2 separate regions of the Homo sapiens genome follow, and region 1 is linked to region 2. The links are chromatin loops, found by intact Hi-C in ENCODE. Cell type or tissue: K562. All regions are shown on one strand. Each heading gives the region's core, and the rest is flanking DNA. Links, peaks and the distances in the headings are about the cores only.

Evidence for each region. A loop is a pair of places that touch in the nucleus more often than their neighbours do. Peaks named below come from ENCODE experiments on the same cell type or tissue, not always from the same donor. Only the 100,000 strongest peaks of a DNase experiment are listed, where the experiment ranks them.
Region 1: a loop joins it to region 2, with 2.4 times the contacts of the local background. A loop is called at or near these places in 11 of 110 quality-filtered maps.

Annotation. Positions count from the first base shown.
Region 1 is chr7:87,000,909-87,009,600 of GRCh38, forward strand. The region is part of intron 1 of ELAPOR2 (endosome-lysosome associated apoptosis and autophagy regulator family member 2); the gene reads right to left. Among named protein-coding and RNA genes, the nearest start is that of ELAPOR2, 54 kb to the right of the region's middle. In K562, for the core only: no CTCF peak of the experiment used is centred there; a DNase peak (open chromatin) is centred at 3,743; H3K4me3 peaks cover 339 bases.
Region 2 is chr7:86,934,867-86,943,558 of GRCh38, forward strand. ELAPOR2 (endosome-lysosome associated apoptosis and autophagy regulator family member 2) reads right to left here. Exons shown (of 22, transcript NM_001142749.3): 5 at 7,152-7,238; 6 at 5,144-5,249; 7 at 3,942-4,094; 8 at 3,260-3,348. Among named protein-coding and RNA genes, the nearest start is that of ELAPOR2, 120 kb to the right of the region's middle. In K562, for the core only: a CTCF peak has its summit at 4,515; a DNase peak (open chromatin) is centred at 4,515.

The sequences.
Region 1 (8,692 bases), core at 537-8,536, 66 kb after region 2:
GACCTGGGAACTTTACTTCTCTGAGCTTCTTCTAAAAATGTTTCTTCATTTATAAATGGAAATATTGTAACTCAGAACTGTGGGGAAAATTAAATAAGATCATGTGTATCAGGGATAATACTGCATTGTGTATTCTTATCCTCCAAAATGAGGTTCCCTGGAAACCATCCTAACATAAAGGAAACCTTGGTCCACCCGGAAGAAGTAGAAAGCCTACTACATTAGACCTCCAGCTGATTGTGAGGAAGAAAGGAGGGAGACAAGCAAATAGTGAGACACGTGTGTTTAAATATCCCTTGGTTAAGCTAGTCCCAGAGAGAGTAGAGGTGATATTATAATGGTTGAAGGATAAGCCAAAAGTACTGTGAAAAGCTCCTGCCTAGCTTCCTGTTCAGGACTCTGGGATGAATCAGACCATTTCACCAGTCACCCCCACAATAATCCAAGAAAGCCGTGAGGTCAGTAGGAGAAAATGTCTAAACGTGCAAGCTCCAGCCTACCTGCACTTCTGTAAGGCATGGAAAATATTCAGAAATCTGAGAACAGACATGGAAACAGCTCAGTTTCTGGCTGGAGAACTTGCCAGAGGAAGTGGCATAGTGAGGGAGTCAGCCAAACCTCAAAGATCCACAACATCAAGCCAGGGTGAGGTGGAGCAAAGCCAACAAGTAGGATCTCTGAGCCCTAATAAAGCAAAGTCTTCCATTTTAGATGCTCAGAAGGGGCAATGTTGTGCTATTGGAGCCACAGAATACAAGGGCTGTTCTCATAGAATCTACAGCTTCTCTTCCCCTCCACTATGAGGTTCCCTAAGCCCTGCTCAATTCAAGTTCACCCAGATGCCTCTACAGAGAACAGCAGAGGATCATATCAAAAAGAAGAAATGTATAGCCAAGAAACCTGAGTTACCTAAATTTAAATTTGCAAAGCAGACTAAATTTATCTTTATGTTCTGAAGTTAGTCCACTGTCCCCTTTAATTCAGTGGACTAGGGGCCTTGTAGGGAGACTCAGTTATGAAAAATGAAGCTCTATTTTCCATGGACATCTGAGCTTAATGGTGTAAAATGTGATCCACCAGAGCTACAAGTCAATGCTGTTCTGCTATTGTGTCAGGTATGGCTGCAGAGTCTCATTCACAGTACTTTACATTTTTCATTAAGTATTACCAATGGTATGTCAAGGAACCCAGCCAGCTGGGCAGCAAACTTTAACTTGCCAATTAGAGATATCTCAGTCCAAACCAATAATGTTCCTAGCCACCTTCAGTTTAAATTATAGCCCAGTCCAGTTTAAAGTCACGGTACCCCTCTAGCATGGATTACACTTATGCACAGTTACTAGTTGTGGCCTGAGGAGGGGAGAAAGTGGCCTGATCTCTTTCCTCTATGCCCATGCACTGGCTCTGTTGAGGAGAGCAAGGAGAAAGCAATGGGGTAGAGGGAAGATAGGGCACAGTTGGCTTCTGCAGCAGCAGTCTCCTTCTGGTGGCCATTGCTACTTCTCCATCTGATGCCAGTGATATATAATTGTTACCATGAGAATGGTTGGCTCCCTCTATATGAGTGCTTAAATACTAAAGCCTTCTACCACTCAACTTTTCTTAGAGTAGGCAAAGGATGCTACCAGGCATCATTTCCTCCATGAAGGCACACAAGATTCTGAGAGGGGAATTTCTGTGACTCTTCTAGACCCCAGCAGGGGTAGGCAGAACACTCCCTCATCAGGCATGTGTCTCCTCACTTCATTGGGGGTAGAGTTCCCAGGGAAGCCCACCAATGCCTCCCACTCAACTACCTACTGTATCCTTAACACTGAGTACTTCAGGAAATTACAGCCCCTCACTCCCAGTCTTTCAGGATTTTGTGAAGCTTTGGCACATGTTGGGCTAGATACCCCATCCCCCAGCACTTCACTGTAGCAGAGCATGGGACACTTCTGTGAGTTGCCAGCCAACAGTAACTGCAGGTGAGAAATGAACCACACTCCTTCAAAACCTCCCATGCTACATCCTGGACTAGACATTCCCTGGCTTTAGGGCTTGATTTTGGAGAGGCAAACAGGATGAATGGCGCTCCTAAGAGGAGGAAGAAGGTAATGACTACATCATAAATTTGCTCTCCCAGAAATTCTTCAGTCCTTAGATGGGTAGACAGGTAGAGTCACACAGGTTCTACAGGTCTGCCATCTCTTAGCAAGCCCTTCTTTATGGGATTGATAACACAAAGAGCATTTCTCTGATAAGGAAGAAATAAGATGTTAAAATAACCCTGCCCTACATTTTTACCAAGGCAAAGACAGGCTAATATTGCAGGGGTCAGCTAAACCCACACTTTTCCCAAGGCCATAATGTATATGGTACCAGCCAAGAACCCCTTTCCTTGGATCTGAGAGCTTCTGACATTATGGCTTGGGATCTGGTTTGGCTCTGTATCCCCAACAGAATCTCATGTTGAATTGTAATCCCCAGTGTTGGGGGAGGGTACTGGTAGGAGGTGATTTGATCATGGGGGCAAATTTCCCCCTTGCTATTCTCATGATAGTGAGTTCTCACAAGATCTGGTTATTTAAAAGTATGTAGCACTTCCCCCTTCGCTTTCTCTCCTGCTGGCCATGTGAAGATGTGGTTCCTTCCCCTTTGCATTCTGCCATGCTTGTAAGTTTCCTGAGACCTCCTCAGCCATGCCTCCTGGACAGCCTGTGGAACTGTGAGTCAATTAAGCCTCTTTTCTTTATAAACTACCCAGTCTCAGGTAGGTCTTTATAACAATGTGAGAACGAGCTAATACAACTTGCAAATATGGCTTCCAGAATCTCAACATTCATCAAGGAATGTAAACTTATAGCACAAGAGTGCCTGAAAGCTTATTGTGGTTCAAATGCCTTATTTTAAAATAAAGAAGCTCAGCCTCTGAGAATAAAGCATTTTCCCAACAATGCAAAGAAGCCACATGAAGTAACTTAGAAAGCAATCTCTGTCACTTTGGCAGAGTCAGACAGGAATAATGGTGTTGAGAAAATAAGCACTTCGCTTAGCTGCTGTGAGACTTGAACATGGCTCAAAGGAAGCCTGCACACTCCCAGGCTTCCCTTTTTGCTGCAGAGGTTCTTATCTACAAAGCCATCTAAAAAGTCAAGTGTGAGGTACTGGCTGTGCCATGAGCTCACTAATTAAAACATATTAACAGCATCGAGTCCTATTATCCTTTCAAAAGGGAGAGGGCCAAGGCAGGCCTGCAGGAGCCGAGAAGATAATTAAGTAAAATTGTTTCTCACAGATAAATAATGGATATGACAACAGATGCCTCTCTTTCCTGGATGGGTGGGGGACAACAAAGGGAGAATGTGCTTGTTTCCAAAATGAAGGCAAAATAGCCGCAGGCTAAAGATCAGCCCCCATTCAAACACCAGAGCAGAGAACAGGGTTGGCCTCTGTGCCCCAGTATGAAACAAAATCAATGTTTCTATACACGTTACTCATTTCATTACGTACTTTCACTTTGCCTTACAAAAGAAGCTAATACAAATTCAATACATGTCCACACACCAAACATAATGCTGCTGCCTTGTCAGCCATGTGGAGCTCCCACCACAAACTCTAAGTGTCTTTGACAGGCTGTTGTACACAAGATGCTGCAGAAAGCAACTCTTCATAGGAGTTTTCAGCCTGCCTGCCCTGTCATCTGCCATTATTCTTGCTCAGCTGTGGTGGATTAGAGATAACAGCCAACCAACACTTTTTTTCCTAACACTTACATACTATCAAGGTCACATGCTGGTGGCTACTGGAGGCACGTCATCAGCTGCACAGCTAATTACAGACAGTGCATTCTCATCATGAAGGCCATCGGACATATTAACGGAGAAGGAGGCCCTAAACTGCTATGCATAAAAGAGAAAGAACAGAGAAAAATGATCTACAACTTTAAGTATCTTTCTCTAAAGAATATCAGACCCCAAAGAAAATTGCTAACCCTGGGAAAATAAATCCTACATAGTAAGCAGTAGGAAGGAGAGCTATGACCCCTCTTTGCAACTGCCCAGAGCTACCAATAATGAGATCTCCAAGGCAGCTTCCTAATCCTTTCAAGGAGTAGGAGAAGGGTTCCTCTGTGCATATTGTATGGGCTGAGTGCAAGGTGCCCATTATGGCAAACTTTGGTCCTGTCTATGTGCTAAAAGGTCAGCTAGCAATGATTTATGAAATGTGACCACAAAAAATGAATTGTCATTAATCCTTATGGGCCCACAGTGAGACAGTTTATAATGGAAGCTCAATACGTATACACCAAACAAATGAACAAAAGGAAAAAAAGAAAGGCATGTCAATTGCTTTTACTGTATTTACTATAAGCATCATGGCACATAATGCTTTGATAAAAATGAAGCACTATTTTATGACATTAAAGTCTGTGTTTCCTCAATAGGGCTAAAAAAGAATTACCCAGGAAGCCTTCTATATTGGCAAAAGGACAATGTTGAGAGAAGAAAATGGCATATGTGCTAGATCCACACATGACATATTTCACCTAACAGCAAAAAACACAATGATTTGTCCTGGCATTTGAAGGAAAGAGTATTCAGAACACAACAGGATTTCCCTAGGTAAAAGCTGAATGTAGGTTTTTATGAATACTGCTTGAAATATAGAGTAACAGTTCAATGAAAATCAAAGCCATATTTGTAATTAAAATTATTCAGAGAACTCTCACTGATGTGGACAACTGATTTTCCAAAATGGTGCCAAAATAATTCAGTAAGGAAAGAAAAGATCTTCTCAACAAATGGTGTTGGAACAACAGAATATCCAAATGGAGAAATAAACTTCAATTCCTACTCTCATACCTAGGTACAAAGTTTAATTCAAGGTGGGTCATAGGCTTCAGTGTTAAAGTTAAAACTATAAACATTTTGAGGAAAACAAGAAACTATCTTCATGATCAAGAGTAGGAAAGATTTCTTTGACCAAATACAGAATGCAATAATTATAAAAGAAGAAAGAAAGGTAAATAAGACTTTACTGAAATTTAAAATTCCTGCTCACCAAAACATGACATTAAGAAAACAGAACTGGCAAGTCATAGACTGGAAGAAAATATTCTGAAAACATACTTCTGGCAAAGAATTTGCACTCAGAATATATTAAAAGCTTCTACAATTCAATTAAAAATTGGCTTTTTGTGATCACATTTCATAAACCACTGCTAGCTAACCTTTTAGCACATACACGGGGCTAAAATTTACCAGAATGAGTTTTAGAATTTAGAATCAGCACAGGACTTCAACAGAAACTTCCCAAAGAAAGATATACAAATGACCAATACACACATTAAAAAGTCATTTAATAATTTAATTAATCAATTACAGAAGTAATTTAATCATTGGTTGCCAGGGAAATGCAAATTAAAATCGCGATGAGGCACCACTACACATCCACTAGAATTGTCACAATAAAAAGGCCTGTTGGGGGGTGGGGGGCTAGGGGAGGGATAGCATTAGGAGAAATACCTAATGTAGATGACAGGTTGATGGGTGCAGCAAACCACTATGGCACATGTATACCTATGTAACAAACATGCACATTCTGCACATGGACCCCATAACTTAAAGTATAATTTAAAAAAGAAAGAAAGAAAGAAAAAGACTGAAAACTCAGGATGTGGACAAGGATGTGAAGCAACTAGAACACTCATCTTGCAGATAGGAATGAAAACAACTTGGAACAAGTGTTTGGTAGTTTCCTATACAGCTCAATAAACACCTATCCAATGGTCCAGCCATTCTACTCAAGATTTTACCCAAAAGATATAAAACCATAATGTCCACAAAGCAGACTTGTACAAAAATATTCACAGCCACTTATTATATTCAAAATAGCTGAAAACTAGAAACAACCCAAATGTCCATCAACAGAAAAATAGGTAAATTGTGGTACAGTTATACAAGGGAACACTGCTCAGCAATAAAAAGAAACAAACTGCTGATATGCATAACAATGTGGATGAATCTCAAAAAACATGATGTTGAGTGAAAGAAGCCAGACACACACACAAAAGTATGTACTGTATAATTCCATTTATATAAAGTTCTAAAACCAGCAAAACTAAACTGTGGTGAAAAGAGTCAGAAAAGTGTTTGCTTCTGGGCAGCAGAGTTGGAGAGAGAATTAACTGGAAAGAAAATGGAGTGTTTTGAGTGATAGAAGTACCCTGTCTTGACACAGATATGTGCATGTGTCAAAGCTGAAACTGTACACTTAACATTTGTGCATCTGATTGTATGTACACTGTACCTCAAAAAAGTAAACAAATACAGAACCCTAGTTAGTAGGTTTGCTTTCTGCAGTGGTATGGGCCAACAATTCTGAAACCAATTTCCATGTATTCTAGACTTGAGCAAATGAGTATATACACTGAGTATAACTGAAACCAGGTTTCTCATTGTTGGAGAAAGTAGTTACAAGTATAAAAAAGATAAAGACATGAATGTACACTGTGCTGTTCAAGTGGAATTAATGTTACCAGCACAAACTTGTAGTTTTTAATATGAACAGATATGGAATGAAATAAGATAAAGAGGTAGATATGCACACGTTTATATGCAGACATAAACACACATTTTCTAGATTTATCTACTTGGAAGATCTAGGGGAAAAAAGAACACTCAGTAGAACAAACATGCTTGGTTCCCAGATGTCAGTTTCTAAATATCATCTTTGGTTCAAGGAATCAGGGCTTCTTGGAGAAGAGAATAATTTGAGGGATGGGCAGGAAAAGTATATGATAAGCCTAGAACGGCTTGTGCCAAAAAGTAAAGAAGTGCTCAAAGAATGAATGAAACAGGTAAAGTAACATGGCATCTAGCTCGATGGGGCTTCCAATAGCTGAATCTAGGCCAATTTGTGCATCAAAATAAGTAATCAAAACTATTAACTAAAATAAGAATCCATCAGTGCATATTGACATAAATAAATGAGGAAGAAGGGAAAGGCTTTCTTTTCAATAGAAGGTCAATTAATATGCAGAGAAAGAATGACAAAGTTAGAAACCCATTAAAGGGTTGCCAAAACTAGTGATCGAAAGTTTAATGAGGACCGGGATATTTATACAGTCTTACTATATCACCCCACAAATTGCTAATTATTACAAAGCGAAATCAGTAATTTTATAGTGAAAGTCCTGTCATACTCAACCAAATGATAAAAAATTACCTTCACCAATAATGGAACACAATGATATCACATGCCTCCTGGTATCATGCACTGGAAAGAATACTACTGTGTTATTTGTGTCAAAAACATATAATGTCAATCTAATCGTGAAGAAACATTCCACAAACCCAACTGGACAGACATTCTACAAAATAACAGATCTATACTTTTCAGAAGTATCAACATCAAGAAAGACGTAACTGAAGAACTATTCCAGACTAAAGGCTAAAGAGACATGATAAAGAAATGCAATGTGAGATCTTAGGCTGCATCCTGGATTGGGGAGAAAATAGTTATAAAGGTCATCATTGAAACACTTTATAAAATTTGAATAGGGACTACAGACAGAAATATGCATCAAAGTAAAATGTTCTGATTTTAATCATTGTGCTATTGTTCTGTCAAAGAATGACCTTGTTCTTATGGAAAGATGTACTAAAGTATTTTTATTTACTTATTTAGAGACAAGGTTTCACCATATTGGCCAGGCTGGTCTCAAACTCCTGGCTTCAAGAGATCCACCTGCCTTGACCTCCCAAAGTGTTGGGATTACAGGCATGAGCCACTTCACCCAGCCTAGGAAATATGTACTGAATTATTTAGTGATGAAGGGCCATAATGTCTCCAAGTTTCTCTCAAATAGTTCAAACAATGAGACAGAGAGAGAGAATGAGAATAAGAAACTGGAGCAAAATGTAAACAGTGAACCTGGGTAAAGGATGTGCAGGAGTTCCTTGTACTAGCCTTGCAATTTTTCTTTGAGCTTAAAATTTTTTAATGAAAATTTCCTACAAAAAAGGAATCGGGGAAACATAAGTGAGCCACAAAAAAAGCTATTTCATAAGTGGAAAACAATACATAAGAAACAGTTGTACACTGGATTTATGACAATTTGAAGGAGAGAACATACCTGAATTCACTGACTGATGAATTTAAAAAAATTAGATCCCTAATTTTGTTAAGCAATGCTGAGCAAAAAACAAAACAACGACAACAAAAACCACCTATGAGACATGGTATGTATCTTCCTTATAGAATAGATAAGACATAAATGCAACTAACCATCAAGCAAGGTGAATTTTGATAATTACTACAAAAACCGTACAAAGTTTAAAGGGCAAAGAGCACATTTAGCTCAACCTGGGAGATCCCACAGTGGCTTGGAAGAGGAAGTAGAGATTCAATCTATGGAAAAGATTTCAATATACATAATAGAAACAGGGAATGAACCACAAAGGTGTTTTACACAGACAGAACATTAGGAAGAAGGACACTAAGAAACAAATTACAGGATTTATCACAACAACTGAAAAGAGACAGTTTGCCTTGGGAATAGAGAGTAAGAGAAAATACTTGAAAAACAGTTTGAGGCCAGATCATTGAAGAGTTTTGAATGCCAGAGGTACATAAATTTAATATAGTCAGTGGAGTACCCCAGTGTTTTGGGATTAGGAAAGGTAGTGAAATAATGGCTATTTCAAAA
Region 2 (8,692 bases), core at 156-8,155:
AATAGTACCTCTACCAACCCACCTTTAACACTTTCCTCCCCCTCCATCTTATCAACCATCACATTTTGTGAATTTTACTTCCTATTTCTCTAATCCATATTCTTCTGTCTATTCCCTTTACCATCATTCACTTCCTTCTTCTCTCACCGGGAGAAGGGCATTATGAGACTTCTAAGTGTTCATTCATATCCTCTCTAGTCCCCTTCTAATCTTGTATATAAAACACTGCCAAAGGGATCTATATGAAGTATAAATCCAATCACATTGCATCACTCTGATACCAAAAAACTTGCAGTGATTTCTAAATGCTCTTAGGACAAAGGCCAAAATTCCTAATATGGCCCTATGAAACCATGCCTTTTCTAGCAATAGCTTATGTCATTAACTGCACCTAATGCAATCCCTTGCCCACATCCCCACATTCTAGTCACACATCCTTTTAGTTCTTCAAATACACTATGCTCCTTCCCATGTCAGGTCTTCACCATCCCGCTCCCTCTATCAAAAATGCTCTCCTTCCTTGGCCTTGCCCAGTTTTAAAAACAGACTGAGGCCTTCCCAGACTGGGTAAGAACCTCATAAAATTCAAACTTCTCTGCTGTAGCACTAATCCCAATTGGAAATAATAATTCATTTTATTTGATTGACTGTTTATCTCTTCCTCTAGAGTCTAGACCAGTGGTTCTCTAAGTGCTGAGATCCTGGACCAGCAGAATCAGAATTACCCGGGACCTTCCTGGAAATGTAAATTTTCAGGCCTTCCTCCAGACCTACTAGATTAGAAAATCTGGGACAGGGCCTTCCAGGTGAGACTGATGAACACTAATGTTTGACAGCCACTGCTCTACATCTATGGAGAAATTTACGTTTTTCTTCTATCCTTAGCTCTGCCCTCCTTACCCAGTATTCTGTAAATAACCAGTGCTCAGTAAAGATTTACTAAAAGTATGAATGAGCAAGCCATTCCACATTTTTCATGATGTTTATAAGAATCTCTTAATTAGGATTAGAATAATTTCAATTACCAATTAAAATTTTCCTGAAAAACTTCCCCCACAGGCAGAAAGAAATCTAAGCAATCTATTTTAAACTAAGATTCAAAATAAATACAGAAAACTTGTAACACTCCTATGTCATGTCGATGGTAATGTTTGGAATCTATATGCCTCAATAGCTGATTTCCTTGTCAATCAACTCGATCCTCTCCAAGTAGGGCAAAATAAGATCAAAGAGAACATAACAGGACAGAGAGAACCAAAACATAGTCATTGAACAACCCGAGAAACATCATTAAACCACTGGCAAATCACCAGGCTATTCTCAGCAAGAATAAAATATCTATTTATGTATTTATATAAAGAGACAGGTCTTGTTACACTGCCCAGGCTGGAGTACAGTGGCTATTCACAGGTGCCATCATGGCACACTGCAGCCTCAAATTCCTGCCCTCAAGCAATCCTCATGCCTCAGCCTCCTAAGTAGCTGAGACTACAGGTGCATGCCACTTTACCCCACTAAAATGCCATTTTAAAAGATGAAACCAAACAAATGAAAATGTTACCACAAAAAATTTCAAATTCACATATGCAATCTAAAGTTCATTACATATATTATTTCACTAAGTCCCCATTGCTTTACTTCTGAAGCTAGAAACATTTATCTTGAAATGTCTTAAATCACTTTTCTTAAAAAAACACTGAGTTTATAAAGTACTAGCACATTGTTTTCTTCTATACCAAGAACATGTTCAAATTTCACTCAGACACAACAGAAAAACATAATTTGTGTGTATGTGTGTACACCGCATGCCTGTGCATACACCCATATACATATATGTGTCTATGCATATGTGCGTATTCTGCATATACATTTAATATACGGTCTTGCATCCATTAGGCCCAGGTCAAACAGATTTTGTCACACTACTTACTGCCATTATACTCATGGATGTAATTAACTAATAAAAATACAGCTTTTGCATATTTTCATTGTAGATAAGACGAGATCCTATTTTACATTAGATCCCATTCCTTTAACCCTCAGTAACGATGAACTGATTATTACATAAAATAAACTAAATTGACTTTTGCCTTACTTATTAATAAGGCAGGTTTAGCCAAGAAAAGTTTATCTAAACAAACATAATCCAAATTACTTTTCAATTCACCTTAATGGTACCTCTCTGCATATATTTTCTAAAAAATAGCCCTTATTTGGCATTATGATAGGACTATCAGGACCTTACTTTACAACTCCTTGTCAGTTAACAGCTGTTAGTTTGAGTTACTGTTCTTACTGAAAGTAATAGTTGTACTTCTTATCATTGCAATTTGCCACTAATTTAAACTAGAATGTACTTGCTCTTAACAATTCAAAGTAATATTCCTTAAAAAAACTTAAGGACCTAAGATAATATTAATATAACAATCTAGATTAGAATCTAGGGATGCAAAAACAAGAGAAGAAAGTAATAAATTCCCTGACATCTATATATGCTTTCCAAACTAAGTCAAGAAAATAAATGTCATTATTTCAAAGATGCAAACATAAAGAAGCAACGCTCCATAGCAGCCACTTTGATCTCAGTTTCCTCTCACTGACACAGGCTGCTGTAGGCTAATTCTTTAATTAAGAGGAGAGCAGGTCAACTGCAGAGCTCATGTGTGCATTTTTCCTCTGGCTATGTGCCATTTATATGGTACTTACTTGCATTTTCTCAATGCAATTACACAGTAATCTGCCATAACCGAATAGCCCATGGCTGCATGGTTTTTACTGACAAAACATACTGAGTAACCAAATAATTAAAGAGAAGTTATAAGAACTTTCCATCCTGTGAGTCACACTACACATTTTAAGGCTGTGCTCTCTCTCATGTTATTACTTCTGGAAAAAATGTAACTGTTAAAAGTAGCAGTAATTTATTGAGCACTATGTGACAGGCACTGGGCTAGGAACTTTACATTAAATATCTTGAATGTTCTTATAGCAGCTTTATAAAGTAGGTGCCAATATCATCCATATTATACAAATAAAAAAATTGAGGCCTAGAGACATCAAATAAGTTGCCCACAGGACTTAATGGTATATGTGAAATTCAAAGCCAGGAAGGCAGACTTCAAACCCTAAACTCTAAAATTTCCTCTTTACACTTACATACGTGTGTCATAAATATCTCTCACGAACAAATTAGAGTCTGCTCAAATTGGAAAGAAGGTTGCAAAAATATGGGATGGAGTTGATGCAACACTGCTGGTACCTTTCCTTCTTCATCACATGGAGTATGGATCTGGAAATAGTCTTTTGTGGTACAGGGAGGGCGCTCTGTACACTCACTGGATCCTTCCTCTGCAACATAAAAAAAGCGTTTCAGAAATGGGTCAATTATTTTGCAACTCTAAGAAAAGGCAAAAAAGCAAAACAGAAAAAGCAACTAAAAAGTACAAATAAACTTACCAGGGCAATTTAGGTAGAACTACCTAGGTCTAAAGAAAATAAATGCCTACATTTTTATTTTCCCTAGAGCAATAAGTGTTTCTATGATACACATGGAGTAGTATATCACAGTTTTTCCCAGAAGATATTAGATTTCTTCCATCATCACTATACATTGGAAATTTGGAACAAATTAAAAGTTTCTATATACGTCTCTACACCAACAAATCATGTAAAAGTATAAACATTTTTAGATTAGTATAAACATATCCATAGCAGCTACCTGTGGGGTGTGGAATAGAAAAACAAATCACAGACCTATACTGGGGAAAGTCATGCAGAAACGGATAAGATGTCATATTTTATCCATTCAACATCAATTCACTCCAGCACTTTGGTTTCAGGCACCACTGCTGTCATACTTTATGGGTGACTTCTGGTTTATAAATGTACACTTGACCAACATACATTTAGAAAGAAAAAAGCAGAGTATAAACTAGTTCTACCTGAAAATTGAGAGTCGTCTTTACACCTTATACATTCTTTGGCTCCTTTCTCAGAATAGGTGTTTCTGGGACACACCTGGCAGTTGAATGAACCTGGTTTGTTGCTGAATGTGCCTGGCTTGCAAGGAAAACATTCTGATGTGTACGCCACCCCTGTGCAGTAATGAAAAACAGAGCATGGGAGGGGGACCCAATACCAATAAGCAAATCAGCACCTACTTCTGCTTCTACCCAGAAGTGAGGGAGATATATGAACAGTAAGGTCAGCCCAAATCTTTTATCTTATTCATCCAGCACTAAGAAAGCATTTATTGTGTACAAGGAACTGCACAATCAAGTCAGCAAACAAATAAGAGATGAAGATTTCATAGAGGTATAATACTTGTATTAACTGAGCAGTCAAAAGACAACTCCACTAACTCAAAAATGAGATAAACCCTAAGGTTCCCTCCAATTCTATAGGGCTATAATTATCTGATCCTTATGGTAACCTGTTCCCTTTTTTTTCCACTGCTTATTAAGTCACAGGTAAGACCTAGGAATGGCTTGACTTCTCCTCTGGTTTGTAATTCCAGTCTTTGCCAGCAGATGTCCTAGTGACTAATGAGTTAACACATTGTTCACAGGAACAAGCCCACAATGAACATATTAAAACGTAAGCCAAAGTTTAATAAAGGAGAATCACTGCTTTAATGAAAAATACTCCTAATTGAGAATGAACCATGCCAGGGTTCACCGACTGCTCTCCTGGGCCAGAAATTACCCGGTTGGCTCAGAGAAGCATAAAAGGTTTAGGAAAGAGTCAGGTCAAGATGTTTATTGTTATTTTTATGGATATAGCAGTGACTAGGTCATCAGTTCCCTGGTAAGCCCAATGTCTGGCACAACAGACATTTCTTGGAGGAATAATGGGGTCTTATTAACACAGAGACATTTTGTTTTTGTTTACAGACATCTAAAATTGTCATCATGTTTACTTTTTTTGCAATGATTAAATAATTTAGTTCAAGGGTACAAGAAAAAAAGAAAACAACTGTCGATTTCTTGGGAGTAAAACCAGGGTCTCCAGACCTATATGATTCCCTAACATATTAATTTCTGTTCTATAAATCTTTGAGCCAGCCAAACCAAAACTTTAATAAATATTTTAACTAACTGTAAGATGTGACTGGTGACTACTAAAACAGAATGCCATGAAATACCTTCAATTGTGATATTTTTTACCAGCACAGGCTTGACCGCCTTAGAACCCATAAGGATGCCTGTAGTTCTCCAGTAGAGTATGTTTGTGCCTGATTTCAGCATTACCTATAAAGAGAAACATAAAGGCACTTAGGGCAGATAAGCCATGCCATTTCCAAAAGCTACTCCCTTACATACTTTTTCAATCCATATAATAAAACACCATTAATTTAAAACCCACAGATTTAAGTCCACTGTTAATTCTGACCTAACCTCCGCTGAAGTTTACACTTTCTTAAAAGAAAAAAAATGGAGTTTGCTAATCCACAAAATACATTAAACAGAAAAGAAGAAGAAATCTTCAAGTCTAAACAAACACAAAAAATGATTCTCAAACCATCTGCATGAAGTCTTAGTTTATATTTAAAAGGAATCCATTTTAGAGGGTGAAAGTCCCTCAGCCCACTTGTATATTTATAAGTTGCCACTATTTATAAGATCTTTGAGTTCTGAAAACAAAAGGCAACAGAATGAGTTTGTTTCTTTTTAAAAATATATTTAATAAAAATACTGCTACAGTAACAAGAAAAAATAGGAATGTTCTTAGGGATAATCTGATTTAACTCTCTTACTCTAGAACATTAATAATACTATATGTAGTATTGGTTTCCTTTGCTACTGGAATATTTTGCTAATTATAAAATCAAACTAATTTTCTCATAAATTTCATGTTCATACAGGTAAGTGAACTAATTTTAAGAGTTCCTTGCTTTCTTATTTACCCCCCTTATTCTTCTATACAGTCTCTGGCTGGACAAATTCAAGCTGTATAAAATTACAATCCACCCAACTATTTCAGTGAAGCAGTACATTAAGTAAAAGTAGTGCATTAAGCACTTTCCCTTGTATTAAGCCTTTTTAAGTAAAAAAAGTATATTTATTTTTAAGGGTTACTTGTACCTTCAAAGCCCAGCTGACTGGGTGTTAAGGTATACGGATCTTAAATGTTATTAATATTATTCTCAGGTATACAGATTTTTAAAAATATTCTGAAAGGGTATGTTGTATTAATCACCCAAGGATGAGGTACCTGCTACAACCACAAAGACAAGGATTGATGGTCACTTATTGAAATAGAGCTTGATCTATATTGTAGGCACTATATTAGGCCCTTCCCACATATCTTCTGATTTAATCATGCAAGATTTTTCCTATTTTGCAAATGAAAACATCAGACACAAAGAGATTAAGCAAATTGCCTAAAGAAACACAACTATAAACCGGAGTTAGATATTAAATCCATGTCTCTCTCACTCCAAAGAGATGGTGCCTCAAATAATAACAGATTCACTGAATTGTTACCTGGTAATTGCCTTCAAGCATTTAAGGAGCTGTCCTGTAAGGAAGCAGGCAGTTACTTTACTTCATGTAACCAGAGAAGGTAGAATTTTAACCAATGTGTGGCAAATAGGTAGGAGGCAGGTTGAGGCTCCAAAGAGATATTTTGTGATAAACAGAGCTGTCCAACAAATGGAGACAGCACAGTACCCAACAAAACAAGCTTGAATATCACTTGTTGGGCACAGCGCAGAGAAAGATAAAAGGAATTCACAGATCCTTCCAATGAAAAGAGCCACTAATTCGATCACATATGACAGGCACATTTGTAAACTTAGAAACTCAAATGTTTTGTATATTAGTTTTGAACAGCCTTCTTTCTCATGGATGCCCCTTTGAAAGGGAGGAAAATTAGACTACAATGGGAAGGGGAAGGAAAAGGAAACTAAGAAGAAAGAAAAAGGTAGGAAAAAGACCCTGAAAATTGAAAGCTGAGTCCATGAAGCTAGGGGTAATTTTTTCCGTAACCAGAAATCATCTAAATTAATAGTTAATTTTGATATTTTTTCTTAAAATATACTTTTCTTAAAACGTTATGAAAGGAAGGGGAAGTTGGGAAAGAAGAAAAGGTTGGGGAAAAAAAGAAGAAGGAAAAATTGGCAAAGAAGAAGGAAATACAAAGAGACTTACAGAATGAGAGCCCCATTCTCCATTGTCTGTAAGTTTTACCCACTTGTCAGTGGTGGTGTCCATCTCCTGGCACTGATCATTTTGAATCTGTGGATTAAACACAAGAGCCCTAGTAAAGTGTCTTGAATAACAGCTTTAATTAAATTCTGTACCCAGCACAGACTGCAAGAACCTCGTTCAATACCTTCTAAACAATGGCCATGAGTAATTCTCAATAAGTAAACATACCGAGACCTCTGGAGCCTAAGTGACAACTGCATAAGACTGAGAGGTTCTAAGTAAACTATCTTCATCATTGTAACAAAAAGCCTAGCTCATTAGAGAGAGGAATGTGGGAGAACACTGACAATGCACACTAACACTGTGACTAACACTGACAATGCACAGAAAGGAGACAAAGTATAAAACAACTACCCAACTTACCCAAACTTTTTCATAGCTTGCATTCACCATGCAGGCCCAATAGTATAAAAATAAACAAAGCTGTTCTTTATAATATTTGCAGCAGTAAAATTTTAAATTAAAAATAAATAAAGTCCACTTTGTTTTCCATTCCCTAGGACTTAATCCAAATGCAAAAGTAAGTGGCTATGGCCAAAGTCAAAGTTCCAAATTTTTATTTGGGGGTAAATGGTAATCATTTGCCATGCCAATTCAAATGATTACAGATATCTTTAACACCAAACACCTTTTGCTTTCCAGGCAATTCTTCCAAAATGTCAAGGGGTTGGGACACTACTTTTCCAGGTCTACAATGAATACAGAGACATCAAAAAGTTAGGCCACCTTTCCAATATTGCAAAACAGCAACAGAGTAGAGTTAAAATAAGATCTCATCATCTATATTCCCACCAAAAGAAATGGTTCTTCCTTTCATCTCTAAATCATTTTGTTTCTTCACTCCTCTTCCCAACCAATTTACAAATATTAAAATGTTCTCCTTAAGAGCTATTCCCTAAAGACTTACTAACTAAAATATAGACCCTATTGCCATCCAAATACCAGAGAATATCAGCTACTGAGGGTACTTACTTTAATTGAATTTAAGTGTCATATTCACTTTATAAGCATAAGGACCATTTTAATGCAAGTGTTAAGCTACTTAAAAGCAGATGTGGACCCTGAATATACCTTTAATGGTCAACGTGTAGATAAACTGAAAGCTTTTTTTATCACTGAAAGCAGACGTCATATGTTATCTTGACATTCTACTGGCATTCTGGAGACCTGTAAAACCTAAGTCTAATCACTTAGTCTCTCTAGGCTTCAGCTTCATCATCATTTAAAAAAAAAAATAGAAGGGCTGAATGAAAGTTTCATATAGTTCCAAAATTAAATACTTTGTTGCTGTCAATTATGCAATGCCCATATGTACAACTCTCAGAGAACAGCATATTTCAATCTACAAACACTTTCTTTCCATTAACCATTAGTATGATGACCATGAAGTTTTGACCTTCTGAGTCAATAAATTGCAACCTCTAAAGCTGAAACATCAATAGAAGAAGGAACATGAATTTGCCATCCCTTTTCAGATTATA